Linked DNA regions of Homo sapiens: region 2 is linked to region 1. Evidence: chromatin loops called from intact Hi-C (ENCODE). Cell type or tissue: MCF 10A. All regions are shown on one strand. Region 1 overlaps NR3C2 (nuclear receptor subfamily 3 group C member 2). Region 2 overlaps ARHGAP10 (Rho GTPase activating protein 10).

Evidence for each region. A loop is a pair of places that touch in the nucleus more often than their neighbours do. Peaks named below come from ENCODE experiments on the same cell type or tissue, not always from the same donor. Only the 100,000 strongest peaks of a DNase experiment are listed, where the experiment ranks them.
Region 2: a loop joins it to region 1, with 5 times the contacts of the local background. A loop is called at or near these places in 2 of 110 quality-filtered maps.

Annotation. Positions count from the first base shown.
Region 1 is chr4:148,149,959-148,157,958 of GRCh38, reverse strand. NR3C2 (nuclear receptor subfamily 3 group C member 2) reads left to right here. Exons shown (of 9, transcript NM_000901.5): 5 at 3,058-3,408; 6 at 5,346-5,490. Among named protein-coding and RNA genes, the nearest start is that of NR3C2, 290 kb to the left of the region's middle. In MCF 10A, a CTCF peak has its summit at 4,910; no DNase peak of the experiment used is centred here.
Region 2 is chr4:147,981,045-147,989,044 of GRCh38, reverse strand. The region is part of intron 18 of ARHGAP10 (Rho GTPase activating protein 10); the gene reads right to left. Among named protein-coding and RNA genes, the nearest start is that of MIR4799, 200 kb to the right of the region's middle. RefSeq lists an enhancer at 7,669-7,718. In MCF 10A, a CTCF peak has its summit at 4,870 (motif pointing left); a DNase peak (open chromatin) is centred at 4,844.

The DNA.
Region 1 (8,000 bases):
TTTTAAGCCTGGTTCCAATATTTAATATAGCTTTTGTTGTTTGATAGCTTATCTTTTATCTGAATTGTAAGATTTTCTGTGATGAACGTGATAAACATTAATGGCTATAATTATAAACACAAATTACTCTTATTTTTAAATCAAGTTAATTGGTGTAACATAGTCCTACTCTACGTTAAATTTGTGTCCTGTAAGTTCTCATGACTGTTAGGATTAAGTAGAAGGTGTCTGTTTGCTTCAAGAATTTTTAAATAAATTGAAATGTTACATTTGTAACGTAAGTAATTCTCACATACCTAAGCTCAGTTTGGTGCTTCTTAACTTTTTTTTTAATTGTTCTCTCATTCATCTGTCTTCCCAATTATATATCCATCTACCCATCTACCTCCCAACCTTCCCACCTCCCCCACTACCTCCATCATATTCGCATATGAAGTAATTTACCCTTCCTCTAAACTCTATTTCAGATACACAAGATGTGTGATCTTATATTTCTTAAACTTTCTGGTCTCTGTTTCCTTATTCTACGATGAGAATCATAATAGAATCTACTCATAAAATTATTAAATTAGTTAATTTATATAGAGCATTTAGAACAGTGCCTGGCATTAGTAAGCATTCAATAAATTTTAGCCATTTTTGGGGTTTTTTTAATTATACTTTAAGTTTTAGGGTACATGTGCACAATGTGCAGGTTAGTTACATATGTATACATGTGCCATGATGGTGTGCTGCACCCATTAACTCGTCATTTAGCATTAGGTATATCTCCTAATGCTATCCCTCCCCCCTCCCCCCACCCCACAACAGTCCCCAGAGTGTGATGTTCCCCTTCCTGTGTCCATGTGTTCTCATTGTTCAGTCCCCATCTATGAGTGAGAACCTGCGGTGTTTGGTTTTTTGTCCTTGTGATAGTTTACTGAGAATGATGATTTCCAATTTCATCCATGTCCCTGTAAAGGACATGAACTCATCCTTTTTTATGGCTGCATAGTATTCCATGGTGTATATGTGCCACATTTTCTTAATTCAGTCTATCATTGTTGGACATTTGGGTTGGTTCCAAGTCTTTGCTATTGTGAATAGTGCCGCAATAAACATACGTGTGCATGTGTCTTTATCACAGCGTGATTTATAGTCCTTTGGATATATACCCAGTAATGGGATGGCTGGGTCAAATGGTATTTCCAGTTCTAGATCCCTGAGGAAACGCCACACTGACTTCCACAATGGTTGAACTAGTTTACAGTCCCACCAACAGTGTAAAAGTGTTCCTATTTCTCCACATCCTCTCCAGCACCTGTTGTTTCCTGACTTTTTAATGATTGCCATTCTAACTGGTGTGAGATGGTGTCTCATTGTGGTTTTGATTTGCATTTCTCTGATGGCCAGTGATGATGAGCATTTTTTCTTGTGTCTTTTGGCTGCATAAATGTCTTCTTTTGAGAAGTGTCTGTTCATATCCTTTGCATAAATGTCTTCTTTTGAGAAGTGTCTGTTCATATCCTTTGCCCACTTTTTGATGGGGTTGTTTGTTTTTTTCTTGTAAATTTGTTTGAGTTCATTGTAGATTCTGGATATTAGCCCTTTGTCAGATGAGTAGGTTGCAAAAATTTTCTCCCATTTTGTAGGTTGCCTGTTCACTCTGATGGTAGTATCTTTTGCTGTGCAGAAGCTCTTCAGTTTAATTAGATCCCATTTGTCAATTTTGGCTTTTGTGGCCATTGCTTTTGGTGTTTTAGACATGAAGTCCTTGCCCATGCCTATGTCCTGAATGGTAATGCCTAGGTTTTCTTCTAGGGTTTTTATGGTTTTAGGTCTAACGTTTAAGTCTTTAATCAATCTTGAATTAATTTTTGTATAAGGTGTAAGGAAGGGATCCAGTTTCAGCTTTCTACATATGGCTAGCCAGTTTTCCCAGCACCAGTTATTAAATAGGGAATCCTTTCCCCATTGCTTGTTTTCCTCGGGTTTGTCAAAGATCAGATAGTTGTCGATATGTGGCGTTATTTCTGAGGGCTCTGTTCTGTTCCATTGATCTATATCTCTGTTTTGGTACCAGTACCATGCTGTTTTGGTTACTGTAGCCTTGTAGTATAGTTCGAAGTCAGGTAGTGTGATTCCTCCAGCTTTGTTCTTTTGGCTTAGGATTGACTTGGCGATGCAGGCTCTTTTTTGGTTCCATATGAACTTTAAAGTAGTTTTTTCCAATTCCGTGAAGAAAGTCATTGGTAGCTTGATGGGGATGGCATTGAATCTATAAATTACCTTGGGCAATATGGCCATTTTCACGATATTGATTCTTCCTACCCATGAGCATGGAATGTTCTTCCATTTGTTTGTATCCTCTTATTTCCTTGAGCAGTGGTTTGTAGTTCTCCTTGAAGAGGTCCTTCACATCCCTTGTAAGTTGGATTCCTAGGTATTTTATTCTCTTTGAAGTAATTGTGAATGGGAGTTCACTCATGATTTGGCTCTCTGTTTGTCTGTTATTGGTGTATAAGAATGCTTGTGATTTTTGCACATTGATTTTGTATCCTGAGACTTTGCTGAAGTTGCTTATCAGCTTAAAGAGATTTTGGGCTGAGACAGTGGGGTTTTCTAGATATACAATCATGTCGTCTGCAAACAGGGACAATTTGACTTCGTCTTTTCCTAATTGAATACCCTTACCGATCTCTACCTGCACTGCGGTGCAGTTGGTGGTACATTTCTTAAGTCCTCCCCCACTAGGCTGAACACTTGTTGAGGACCGGGTAAGGCTTGGTTATACTGAACATATTAGCTGGGTTCCTATGCAGCTTATACAGTCTCTTATAGGAGACAGGCAGTGAAGACTTGTAAAAATGAATGAAAGAAGGAAGGAGTTTGTTCTCTTAATACCAATAGTAAGTAATAATAATTGAGCTTTATATATTTTCTCTTAGTGGAATAAACGGTCATGTTCCTATTGACATAACAAGATCTATTTAGAGGAAAACTGTACTTTAACCAGTGTGAGTCAGCATATTTCAAACATAATTTTAATTTGGCCTTATCATTTATGGTTTCTTATAGCACGAAAGTCAAAGAAGTTGGGAAAGTTAAAAGGGATTCACGAGGAGCAGCCACAGCAGCAGCAGCCCCCACCCCCACCCCCACCCCCGCAAAGCCCAGAGGAAGGGACAACGTACATCGCTCCTGCAAAAGAACCCTCGGTCAACACAGCACTGGTTCCTCAGCTCTCCACAATCTCACGAGCGCTCACACCTTCCCCCGTTATGGTCCTTGAAAACATTGAACCTGAAATTGTATATGCAGGCTATGACAGCTCAAAACCAGATACAGCCGAAAATCTGCTCTCCACGCTCAACCGCTTAGCAGGCAAACAGATGATCCAAGTCGTGAAGTGGGCAAAGGTACTTCCAGGTAGGATTGCCTCTCCTTTCACAGGCTGCATCCTGAACTTAACAAGTCTGGGCAACTGACTTCGCCATCTCCAACCATGCAGGAGGAGTTTGCGTTCTATGAAATCCTGATATCAGATTTTTTAAATTGATAACAAATTGATCAAGTGTATAGGAAAAATATGGTTAATGTGCTCATTTCTTCCGAGAATGCAGGGTTAAGGATTTTATTGTTAAAATGACAGATACGGCTGGGCGCAGTGGCTCACGCCTGTAATCCCAGCACTTTGGGAGGCCAAGGCAGGTGGCTTACTGAGGCAGATGGATCACGAGGTCAGGAGTTCAAGACCAGCCTAGCCAAGATGGTGAAACCCCGTTTCTACTAAAAACACAAAAATTAGTCCTGCTTGGTGGCAGGTGCCTGTAATCCCAGCTACTCAGGAGGCTGAGGCAGGAGAATCGCTTGAACCTGGGCGGCAGAGGCTGCAGTGAGCCGAGATCCCACCACTATACTCCAGCCTGAGCAACAGAGTGAGACTCTGTCTCAAAAAAAAAAAAGAAATTAAAAATAAAAAAAATGACATACACTTCTTATGTTGATCAAAATGGAAAATTTCATCCAAAAATATTAATAAGGTAAAATACATTCTGTTCATGAAATCACAAGTTGAGCACATTATTAGCGGCTCATAACGAGGGTTAATCTAAGTGTAGACCAAGTAAGGCAAGGCCTAGCAAGTAAGTTGTAAGAGACCTGGAATGACTCTTCTGTCTAAAAAATAATCACCTGGCCCCCAGCACCCTTTAAATTGTCCCTGGAATTCCTATTTTAGTCATTTTTTTTTGTTTCATGGTATTTAATTAATAAGGCCCCTCTTAATCTACAGAAACATCACTTAGAAATTGCCATTACATTGTCCCAGTTCATTAATCTAAAGCAGTTTCTTAGATTACCTGTGGTCAGACAGCAGCTGTAAAAGTTGGGGAAAGCTCCACTGACTGATTCTTTGAAGAGGAGCTTGCCCAGTGAAACTCCACAGGCAGAAAAATAACATGATGCCCCTGGAGATGGGGGAGGTGATAAAAAACAAAAGAAGGCCTGGTGCAGTGGCCCATGCCTGTAATCCCAGACTTTGGGAGGCTGAGGCAAGCAGATCACTTGAGGTCAGGAATTTGAGACCAGCCTTGCCACCATCATGAAACCCTGTCTCTACTAAAAATACAAAATTTAGTTGGGCGTCCTGGCAGGCACCTGTAACCCCAGCTACTTGTGAGCCTGAGGCAGGAGAATCGCTTGAAACCTGGGATGCAGTGAGCCAATATCATGTCACTGAACTCCAGCCTGGGCGACAGAATGAGAATCCATCTTAAAAAATAAATAAATAAAATAAAGAACAAAAGAAGAGCTTGAGTCTGTCAGGCAGGGAGGACAGGTGCCAGGGAAACATGTTCTACCATAGAACTTTATCAAAGTCTGGTATTAACCTGGACCATAGGAGGCACCACATGCTCATTTTTTAAGCACCACAAACTCATGAACAATGAAATCTCCCACCATTATTGCAGATACACAGGGTTTGACAGTTATTAAATTACCCTTTATTTTAGTGTTATTAATTGTGGGTGGGACGAAGCAAGTTTTACAGGTTAATACAAATTCTCTCAATCTAACCAAGGGTTTTAGGCTGTCATCCACACTGAAACTTGCTGAACTTTGCAATTTTAGTTTGCCCTGGCAGTTTACCCTCATCTAGAATTTAGGATGAATTTAAAGTGAAATGTGGAACAGGACTGGGCCAGTGGTGGGCACTCTGTAAATGACTGTTGAATTGATTTGAGTCTGTCAGAAAAGAGAAAAGTGAAAGAAAGGTGGCTGTTTGGGGTTGACTTAAGAAGCATCTTCCTGGAATGTACTTAAATGCTAAGTGTATTTCTGTGATTAATTGTTTTGTTCTTCAGGATTTAAAAACTTGCCTCTTGAGGACCAAATTACCCTAATCCAGTATTCTTGGATGTGTCTATCATCATTTGCCTTGAGCTGGAGATCGTACAAACATACGAACAGCCAATTTCTCTATTTTGCACCAGACCTAGTCTTTAATGAGTAAGTACCTATTAATTAGCCTTCATAAAATAAACTGCAGAGTTATGCGTTATGATTTCTTTCAGTAATTTCTAAACAGATGTACGTTGGTGAAAGAATCTACTGAAACTGGCATTTTTTAACGTTAAAAATTTACAGATCTCTGGGAACTTAAAAAATTACTCTTTGCAACATTATACTGTATGCTTCTGAGTGTATATAAATCAGTATATATAAATTCCACATAATAATATGTGGGATATATCCCAAAAGAAAGATGATCCAGTTGGCTCTGAAAATTGACTGGTACAAAGCCACAATTAATAGAAAACAGTCTCTTTTGGTATCGACTCCAATTGGGAAGACAATCTAATTTCTAGGAAATGTGAATATATAAAGTGCCAGCTTTTACGAGCTCATATAATGGTTCTTTTGTTAACAGTATACAGCTGCTCAATGTGTTTTCATGACAATCGTAATTACCCTTCTTTGCCATCATAAAAGAAGCCAAACTGTTATTCTGTAGCAAAACATTTTTAGTTTTATGATGCATTTTAAAAGACTGAAAGAATCGTAATCAGTTTTTCTTTGGCCACAAATTCCTTCCTATTTTAAGTTTACATTTTAATACTGTTTGCATTCCTCATTAGCACATTTTATTTATGTTTGTATCTAGCAGTGCTTCTTTGTAATTGTTGGGTCAAGAAATACTTAAAAGGGAATATTTGAATTATGATAGTAACTACAGCCATATTCTGACAGATGGCTCTCTCTGGCAATAGGAAAACAGGGGTTTCAGTAGGGGAGGAGGCAGATGAGAAATAGGTTGGTGATGAAAGCAAGAAAAGTAATGCAAAAGATGAAAAGTATAGACAGATAGTGCCAACACACCTCAGTAGTACCAGTAGTAATTTACCTAAGAGTACCAGTTCGCCCACATGTGATGTACTGCAAAGACAATTTTATTCCAAACATAAATTAGAAACATCAGTTGTTGGTTCTCGAGGTGGCCTGCTTTTGGCAATTTATCAAAAAGAGTAATTCTAGTACTGCATCAGTGTTCACCAAAAGCATGAAGTAAGGCCAAACAACTGACTTGCACAATTTAATTAACTTGTATTCCTCAATAATCAATTGATATTATTGAATAGTAAGCCCGTTTTAAAATATGTTCTATAAACCAGAAGAAAACACATATTAAAGAGGGTTCTTGTTTTAAAAGGACGTGAGTAAATAAGAATCTCTATTAATGCCCTCAGCGTTTGATTTTAACAGAACATTAAAACAACCCATTTAATCTTATTAATACATCTATTAATTTTTGTCATAAAATGTGTATAACATAAAATTTTTCATTTTTAAGCATACAACTCAGTAGCATTAATTACATTCACATTGTTGTGCCACCATCACCACTATCCACATCCAATACTTTTCATCATCCCAAACAAACTCTAAACCCATTCAACAATCACTCCCCTTTATCCCCTCCCCTAAGCCTCTGGTAACCTCTAGTCTATGAATTTACCTATTCTATATATTTAATATAAGTGGAATCATATAATATTTGTCCTTTTGTGCCTGGCTCATTTTGCTTAGCCTAATGTTTTCAATGTTCATCCATATTTAGTATGTATCAGAATTCCATTCCTTTTTATGGCAGAATAACATTCCATCATAGATATATCAAGTCAGTCCTCATTAGTGGATTCTGTAGTTGCATATTTGCTTACTGACTGCATTTATTTGTAATCTCAAAGTCAATACTCACAGGATATTCATGGTCATTTACAGACAAATGCAGAGTAACAAAGAATTTGAGTTGCCAAGAGAGCACATTGCAGCTGAGCTCACACAAGGGACCACTCCGCCATCTTGTTTCAGCTCTCATGCTATAAACTGTCATCCTTTTCACAGTCTATTTATTGCCACATGTTTTGCATTTTTATGCCTTTTGGTGATTTCACCGTTTAAGATGGCTGGCCCCTAGACGTAGTGCTGAAGTGCTAGCTAGTGTTCTTTAGCTCAAGAAAGCTATGATGCGCCTCACAGAGAAAATAGGTGTGTCAGATAATCATTACTGAAGCATGAGTTATGGTTCTGCTGGCTATAGTTCAATGTTAACAAACTAGGAATATATGTTAAGTAAGATGTCTTTAAACAGAAATACACACGAAACAAAATTAGGTATAGATCAGTTGATGAAATGTAACCAGAGGTTGTAAGGACCATTACCCCAAACTTCCCCTAGGAGGAATAGTTGAATATTTGCTAATTCAGTGTTTGCTGTGACTTTATAGAACATGACTACAGCAAATATTTTATCCAATCATCCGTTAATGGGCAGTTTGGTTGTTTCCACCTTTGACTATTATGAATAACGTTGCACTGAATATGGGTATATAAATATATCTTTGAGATGCTGCTTTCAGTTCTTTCAGTACCTAGAATTGGAATCCCTAGGCATATGGTGCCTCTGTGTTTAACTTTTTAAGGAGACACCACACTCTTTCCACAGCAGTTGCACCATT
Region 2 (8,000 bases), 170 kb after region 1:
TCGACACTTAGGAAAATAGAGAAGAACCTACGTGATTATCGGGGCAGGTCCCCGATAAGGAGCATCCAAAACAATGGAAGGTGGGTATCTTACATTATTTAAGTAGAACGTCTTTTGGTATAGGCTCATACCTTCCATGGCCAAACTCAGGAATGATTATTTTAATAGGAGGTTTCCTTGGTGGCTGGCCCCAGGTGGGGAAAGGAACACAGCATCACTGACAGAATAAAGCATGAGTCTGAGGTGAGGGGCATCTTTACCTCCTCTCCTCTCAGTTCCTACACGGAAGTGTGGGGGAAAAGTCAACACTAAAAGGCCACAAAGGCTGACTCTGAAGAAATGTTCTAGACCCCATTTTTTTATGGATCATGTTGCAGCTCTTGGTTTCCCCAGGGTTCTAGGTTCCTAACCTGAGAAGTCCCCAAAATTCCTGAAAGTGTACACTTTTTGGTGTGTGTGTATATATAAACATTCAATTTTCTGGAAACAGAACCCAAAGCTCTCATCACATTTTTAAAGTGGGTCTTAATGTACTAAAGCTTCAGAGCTAGATAGAGGAAAAGGCTGTCAGATGGAGGAGGGAACTGTAAAATGCTACCTGACCAAAGGACCGGCAGGCCAGAGGACCAGCCAGGAGATGTGGAAGAATGCAAGGCACAGAATAGAGACTAAGATCTCAGAAAACATGATCTAGTAAATGAAATTAGTGGAAGTTCAGAGGAAAGCTACTTCTGGTTTAAACTGTGGGCTGAGAAAACTGAAAAATAAAGTTAAACAAGTTTTAGCCATAAAATTTTGGGAGTCAACCAATAGGCTCAGGTTTGAATGGCTTCAAAGAGCCAGTTTCTACCTAAAACTATGTTGACCAGACACACACGCTCCATCTGTTTTCCTAAGGACTGGGCCTAAGAAGCAGCCAGCCTCAGGGACAGGCAGGAGACACCTGCAGTAAGGGAAATAAAAACTACACTGAGTTAAACCAAACTCACTGAGTAAACTATGTATCTGTAACTTTATTGAACTGCAAGTGCCTCACACTCTGTATTTTCTCACACTGCTGGAGAGATGATTTGGTTGCAACCAAAACTTTGCCAAAGTGGCATAAGTAAAAGTGGATTTATTAAAAGGAATCAGCAGGAAGTAACAAGAGCTGGGACTCAAGACTGCCTTGGATTAGTAATGAGAGGCCATCAAGAGTCAAGGCAGCAAGTCTCCACTTCTCTCCCACTCCTCTTCTCCCTCCTGAGGAGCTGCCAGATTCTCTCCCCATCACTGCCTTTTCTCTGTTCTGCCTACACCTGACCCAGCACAGAGATGTCTTCAGCCCCAAAGCCCAGAGACAACCTCATAGTAACTGGCTCAGTCTCCCCAAATCCTAATTCTCAATTTCTAGCAGAGAGAATCTGTCTCAGCTCAGATCGCAGTCTGATAATTCATGTGCTTAGCTCTGTGTCAGCAGCAGACCCAGAGAAGACAGGCACCAAGCCTCACTAACACAGCAGGAGGGGTTCATGTCCACAGTGAGCAGTTCTCAGTGCTGCTGGGCTGTCGCCTGAAGGAAATACTTGTACCAAATGACTACAGGGCACTACAGACTGAGGAGGGACCCAGAAAAAGGTAAAAAGAGGAAGTGGCTATGCGTTCAGAGTCTAGAAAAATACCCTTCTCCCAATCCTGCCGATCTAGAAGGGGAAGGAAATCATTCCAGAAAAAATTTTTTAAAAACTTCTCTACAAGTATCCTAGTCTGATGTAAATGGCTATATGATTATAGAAGCTTCAACAGTATATGTATTAATGTATACTTTATCATTCTTAATTACAATGATTTTGCTGAAAGCATGTAGCTTATTCTCAATACATTTGTTTACAGTTTAGAAAAGTTAGTTTTTCATATATTATGTGATACTCCATGTTTATCTTTCCCCACTTAGTCTATCTGGTATAATTTTAGATTTCTGAAAATATATTTGAGACATCAAAATATTCTATTTTCAGTGATTCAGTTCAATCCGCAATAATCCCGTTATCTGCTGTTTCTGAGGATCAGTGTAGCCTATTAAACAGTCACAATGAAGACAAAAGGTTTTTACCTAAAGCCATTTCGAATGGAAGGAGCAGCAGCAGAGTCTAGGGCTTAAGAATCCACCTCCAAAGCCAGGCAGCCTGGGTCTGAATCCCCACTTACCAACTATGTGAATTTGGCAAAATTCTTCACCTAAACTTCAGTTTCCTCCGTTTGTAAAGCAGGGATGAAAGTAATGTCTACCTTTCAGAGTTGTTGAGCAGGATCTGAATCATGATGTACTTTACAGAATATGAGCACTTAGTAAATGTGAGACATACTCTTATTCTATATGAATTATATTGATGGTGATGAAGATGAGGAGGAAGATGGTAACCAGAGAGGCCTGACACTGTCTGAAGATCCTAGAGAGACTGTCTTGGCTGTGGGGTGTACGTCACCCTGGAGACAGCACACTAAAAGCAGTATGAGGAGAGGGTAGGTGACCAGGGGAGAGGAGTTTGCTTTCCTGTCATTACCCTCTAGCTGTAAAAATCAGTTAACCCCTTGATTTTCTCGAAAAGCAAACAAGTAATTGCAGTCATTTAATATTAAATGCATATATTTGTATATACTTCATCAGACAACAACAGTGGAAGAGCTAAGGGACAGGCTTTGGAAACAGAGTGGGCTCAAATCCCAGTTTGGCCATTTTTAGTTCTATAACCTCGAGCAAGTTGATGACCCTCCATGAGCTTCATGTGTCTCATTTGGAAATGGCAGTGAGAGGCATGGAGTAGCTCACTTCATCCCTGTAACCACTCCATCAGGGAGGTAGTTCCGTTTTTCTTATTTCATAGATGAGGAAACTGATAATGAGGTTAAACCGGTCACTTAAGTCCCTCAAAAGTCACATGACCTTTTTTCCCAAGATGGCAGATGAGAGGCTTTCCGCATACCTCAGCCACTTGCAAATAGCAAAATAGTGCATAAAGATAAACCCTGTGAGCTTTAATTCAAACAGGAAAACGGAAATCCACTTCAACAGCAAAGGACACCCCAGACTCCAGAGAGGAGAAGGTGGGCAAACAGCCTCCATGATGGCATCTGGCTGGTAAAAGTGAGTGAAGCCTCAATACATAAGAGGCAGAGGACCTCCCGCTGTCATTTCCCTTACTGCTAGGGATCCGCGCAACCCAGGCCGAGGGAGAGCACTTTGTTTCTCTTCAGCCTTGGAGCTAACTTGGGGAAAAGCTTACAGACGCTGAGACGGACACACTGAGAAAAGCTGCATGTATTTTCTCAGAACCAGGAATGACAAGGGGATGCCATTTTTAATCCAGGCTCAAACAAGGCAGTCATTCTTCAGCAATTTGGCAGTGTGGTCATGCAGACAATTTAGTCTTGGATCAAATATTGCAGCATTTGCTCTGCAGCAGGGGAAAGGCCTCCACAGCCAAAACTGAGCAACAAATATAGAAAGTAACCCAACAGTAGGTACTAGAATTGTGCTCTCCCCCATCACAGGTCCAAAAGTAAGAGGAGAGTCGCTGTAGCCATGGTTTATCTGGGCAATGAGGCGTGCAGACAGAGCCAGCTTGGTGGCCTGGAACTGGTTTGCATGTGTCCCTGCTGGGTGCCCAGCCTCCTCTCCTGAGGTTATGGTGCAGCAGGGCCTTCTACACTCCACCCCCAGGCAGATTTCCATGCATTCAGAGCACCTGCTCACCTGGATCAGTAGCCTGAGCCACCCATCTTTCCTGTGCAGAGACCGTGGTACAGTGAGGCCCTCTCTTCCCCACACCCAGGAGTATCTCCAGGCATTCAGAGCACCCACTTGCCTGGATCTGCAGCCAGAGCTACCCTTCCCTTCTTGTGCAGAGACTGTGGTGCAGCAGGGCCCTCTCTGCTCCATACCCAAGCAGATCTCCTGGCACCTGGAGGACCCACTCTCCTGGATGAGATTAGGCAGCTCCACTGCCTCATGCAGAGAACTTGAGACCAGGTGAGGTTCCCAGCTCCACACCTAGGCACATCTCTATGTGCCTAGTAGCCACCCATTGGACCACCCCTCAAAGCTGATGCTCGGACCTGCCATTGGGGGACCTGTAGGTGGGCCTGCCTGGTCTGGCCTGCCCATCTTGAAGCCCTCCTCCAGGTTGGAGCAGGGCGCTCAGACCACTGTGCACTCCACAGATTGGCCCTGAGGCAACAGAGAGTTTCCCCAGTAAACAAGGATCAAGTTTCTACTCAACTATATTGGCCACAGCTGGCTCTTAACCCAAAAGCCACTTCTTGGCCTGGACGTTGAATGGCACAACACAATAAGAAATCAGACATAAGCACACAGCACTCAGGAACGAGGTTAGTCTCCTGAGACCACTGCCCCCTGGTCCTACAGGAGGCAGTGAGCCTGCTCACAAGCCACCACAGAAATGCTATTTATAACCACAGAACTCAAACAGACACCTTGCCAGTGAAAACAGCCAGATCTGGAGACCCAACTCTTGGTGTGGTCCTCCCACAAGGGAGGTGGGAGCACAGCCTCCAAAGGCCACCGTGGGTCAAAGGAAACACGGGCATGGCATTAGCCGCTAAAGGTGGCACCACCACAGCCCTGGAACGAACATGGAGAGAGGGTCGTCTCATACTCCCTTCCCGCCTCCTCAATGTGCTGTGGCGGACTTGGCAGTGCGTCCTCCTGCTGGGGCCTGGAGAGTTTGGGCTGAAAGAAACTGCTTCCTGGGGCTTCTCCAGTGGCTCCAGCCGCTGAACGCGAATGTGTACTGGGGGAGGGCGCTTTTCATGCTTCTCTGTTGCCTCCCTCTGCCCATTCCCCAGGCAGCTATTACTCTTAAGCGCCATCTACTGGACTGCAGCTTAAACAACACCACCAAACAAAATTACACCCCTACAAGCAACAAAGGAGAAAGCCACTGTAGGAACCTCTCTGCAACCAAGGAACTCATAAACAGCCTTGGAACTCTGAAAATACCCAGAAACGTAGCCAAACAATCACACACAATATACACCACAGTAACAGCCCCAAGGACAAAAAGAATAAAAAAATCAAGAACTCTCATCCAAACAATAACAAAATCAAAAAAAAGAAAACATCAGTTCTTTCAAATGAGAAGAAACCAGCATAAGAACTCCAGCAGTAGAAAAAGCCAGACTGTTTTGTCACCTTCAAAGGATCCCACTAACTCCCCAGCAATGGATTCTAACCGGAATGAATGTCTGAAATGACATATAAAGAATCCAGGATATGGATAGCAAAGAAATGCAACAAGATCAAAGAGAAAATTGAAATCCAAGACAAGAAACAACACAAAAACGACTCAAGATTCAAAAGATGACATAGCTATGTTAAGAAGGAACAAAACAGAACTTCTAGAATTGAAAAATTCACTATAGGAATTTCAAAATACAGTTGGAAGTCTTAACGGCAGATGAGACCATGCAAAAGAAAGAATTTCAGAACTCAAAAATCAGTGCTTCAAATGAACCCAGACAAAAATTTGAAAAAAAAAAAAAGAATTTTAAAAAATGAACAGGCCGAGTGCAGTGGCTCACGCCTATAATCCCAGCACTTTGGGAGGAGGAGGCGGGCGGATCACGAGCTCAGGAGATGGAGACCATCCTGGCTAACACGGTGAAACCCTGTCTCTACTAAAAATACAAAAAATTAGCTGGGCGTGGTGGCGGGCGCCTGTAGTCCCAGCTACTCGGGAGGCTGAGGCAGGAGAATGGCGTGAACCCGGGAGGTGGAGGTTGCAGTGAGCCGAGATCGTGCCACTGTACTCCAGCCTGGGCGACAGAGTGAGACTCTGCTTCAAAAAAAAAAAAAAAACAAAGCAGCCAGGCACCATGGCTCATGCCTGTAGTCCCAGCACTTTGGGAGGCCAAGGCGGGTGGATCTTCTGAGCCCAAGAGTTCAAGACCAGGCTAGGCAACATGGTGAGACCCCCATCTCTACAAAAAATGCAAAAACTTAGCAGTGCATGGTCATGCACACCTGGAGTCCAGCTACTAGGAAGACTGAGGCGGAAGAATCACCTGAACCCAGAAAGTCGAGGCTGCAATGAGCTGTGATTATACCAGTGCACTCCAGCCTGGGCGAGAGTAAGACCCTGTCTCGAAAATTCAGGAAAAAAAAGAAAGTAAGTAAGTATTTGAGAAATACGAGATTATGTAAAACAACCAAATGTATACCTTATTGGCATTCCTGAGAGAAAAGAAGAGAAAATAAGCAGCTTGGAAAACATATTTGGGGATAAAATTCAGGAAAATTTCCCCAATCTTGCTTGAGAGGTTAAAATGCAGATATAAGAAATCCAGGCTAGGTGTGGTGGCTCACACCTGTAATCCCAACACTTTGGGACACCAAGGCAGGAGGACTGCTTGAGCCAAGGAGTTCGAGACCAGCCTGGGCAACATAGGGAGACCCCATCTCAACACAAAATACCAAAAAAAAAAAAAAAAAAAAAAAAAGATTTAGCTGGGTGTGATGGCACATGCCTGTAGTCCCAGCTACAGTCTTAGGAAGCTGACATGGGAGGGTTGTCTGAGCCTGGGAGGAGGTCAAGGCTGCAGTGAGCCGTGATTGCACCACTGCACTCCAGCCTGGGCAACAGAGTGAGACCCTGTCTCAAAAAGAAAAAAAAAAAAAAAAGAAAGAAAGAAAAGAAACCCAGGGAACTCCTGTGAGATACAAGACGACCGAGTCCAAGGCACATAGTCATCAGACTTTCCAAGATCAACGCAAAAGAAAAAATCTTAAAGGTAGCTACAGAAAAGGATCATGTTACCTATAAAAAGAAACCCATCAGAATGACAGCTGACTTCACAGAAGAAACTTTATAAACCAGAAGAGACAGGGGGCTGAGGCAAAAGGATCACTTGAGCCTGGGAAGTCAAAGCTGCAGTGACCCATACTCATACCACTGCACTTCCAGCACGGGTGATGGAGCAAAACCCTGTCTTTTGAAAAAAGACTAAAAATAAAAGACATAGGGTGGCAAATTGAATTTTAAAACCAAGATCCGTCCTTCTGCTGTTTGCAAGAGACCCATCTCACATATGATCACGCCCCTGGGCTCAAAGTAAAGGGATGGAGGAAAATCTACCACACAAATGGAATCGAAAAAGAGCAGAGGTCCCTACTCTTATACATATATCAGAAAATATAGACTTTAAACCAACAACAGTAAAAAAAAGGACAAGTAAGAGCATTACATAATGATAAAAGGTTAAATTCAACAAGAAGATTTAACTATTCTAAATGTATTTGCACCCAACACTGGCACACCCAGATTTATAAAACAATTACTTCTAGACCTAAGAGAATACTTTGACAGCCACATAATAATAGGAGGAGACTTCAACACTTCACTGATGGCATTAGACACATCACAGAGGCAGAAAATGAACAAAGAAATTCTGAACTTAAATTCAACACTTGACTAACCGGACCTAATAGGCATCTACAGAATACCCAACAACCACAGAATAGTCATTCTCCTCATCTGCACATGTAACATTCTCAAAGACTGAACACATGCTGAATCATAAAGCAAGTCTCAATATACTTTTTAAAAACTGAAATCATACCAAGCATCTTCTCAGACCACAATGGAATAAAAATAGAAATTAATACCAAGAGCAACTCTAAAAAACACACAAATACATGGAAACTAAACAACTTAACTCCTGAATGACTTTTGGGTAAACCACAAAATTAATGCAGAAATCAAAAACTTCTTTGAAACAAACAAAAGTAGACATAATATACCAAAATCTCTGAGACATGGCAAAAGCAATGTTAAGAGGAACGTTTACTGCACAAAACACCTACATCAAGTGGAAAGATCTCAAATTAACAACCTAACCTTGTACCTAAAGAAACCAGAAAAACAAGAACTAAACCCAAAGTTAGCAAAAGAAAAGAAATAACTAAAATCAGAGCAGAACTAAATGAAACCAAGACCCAAAAA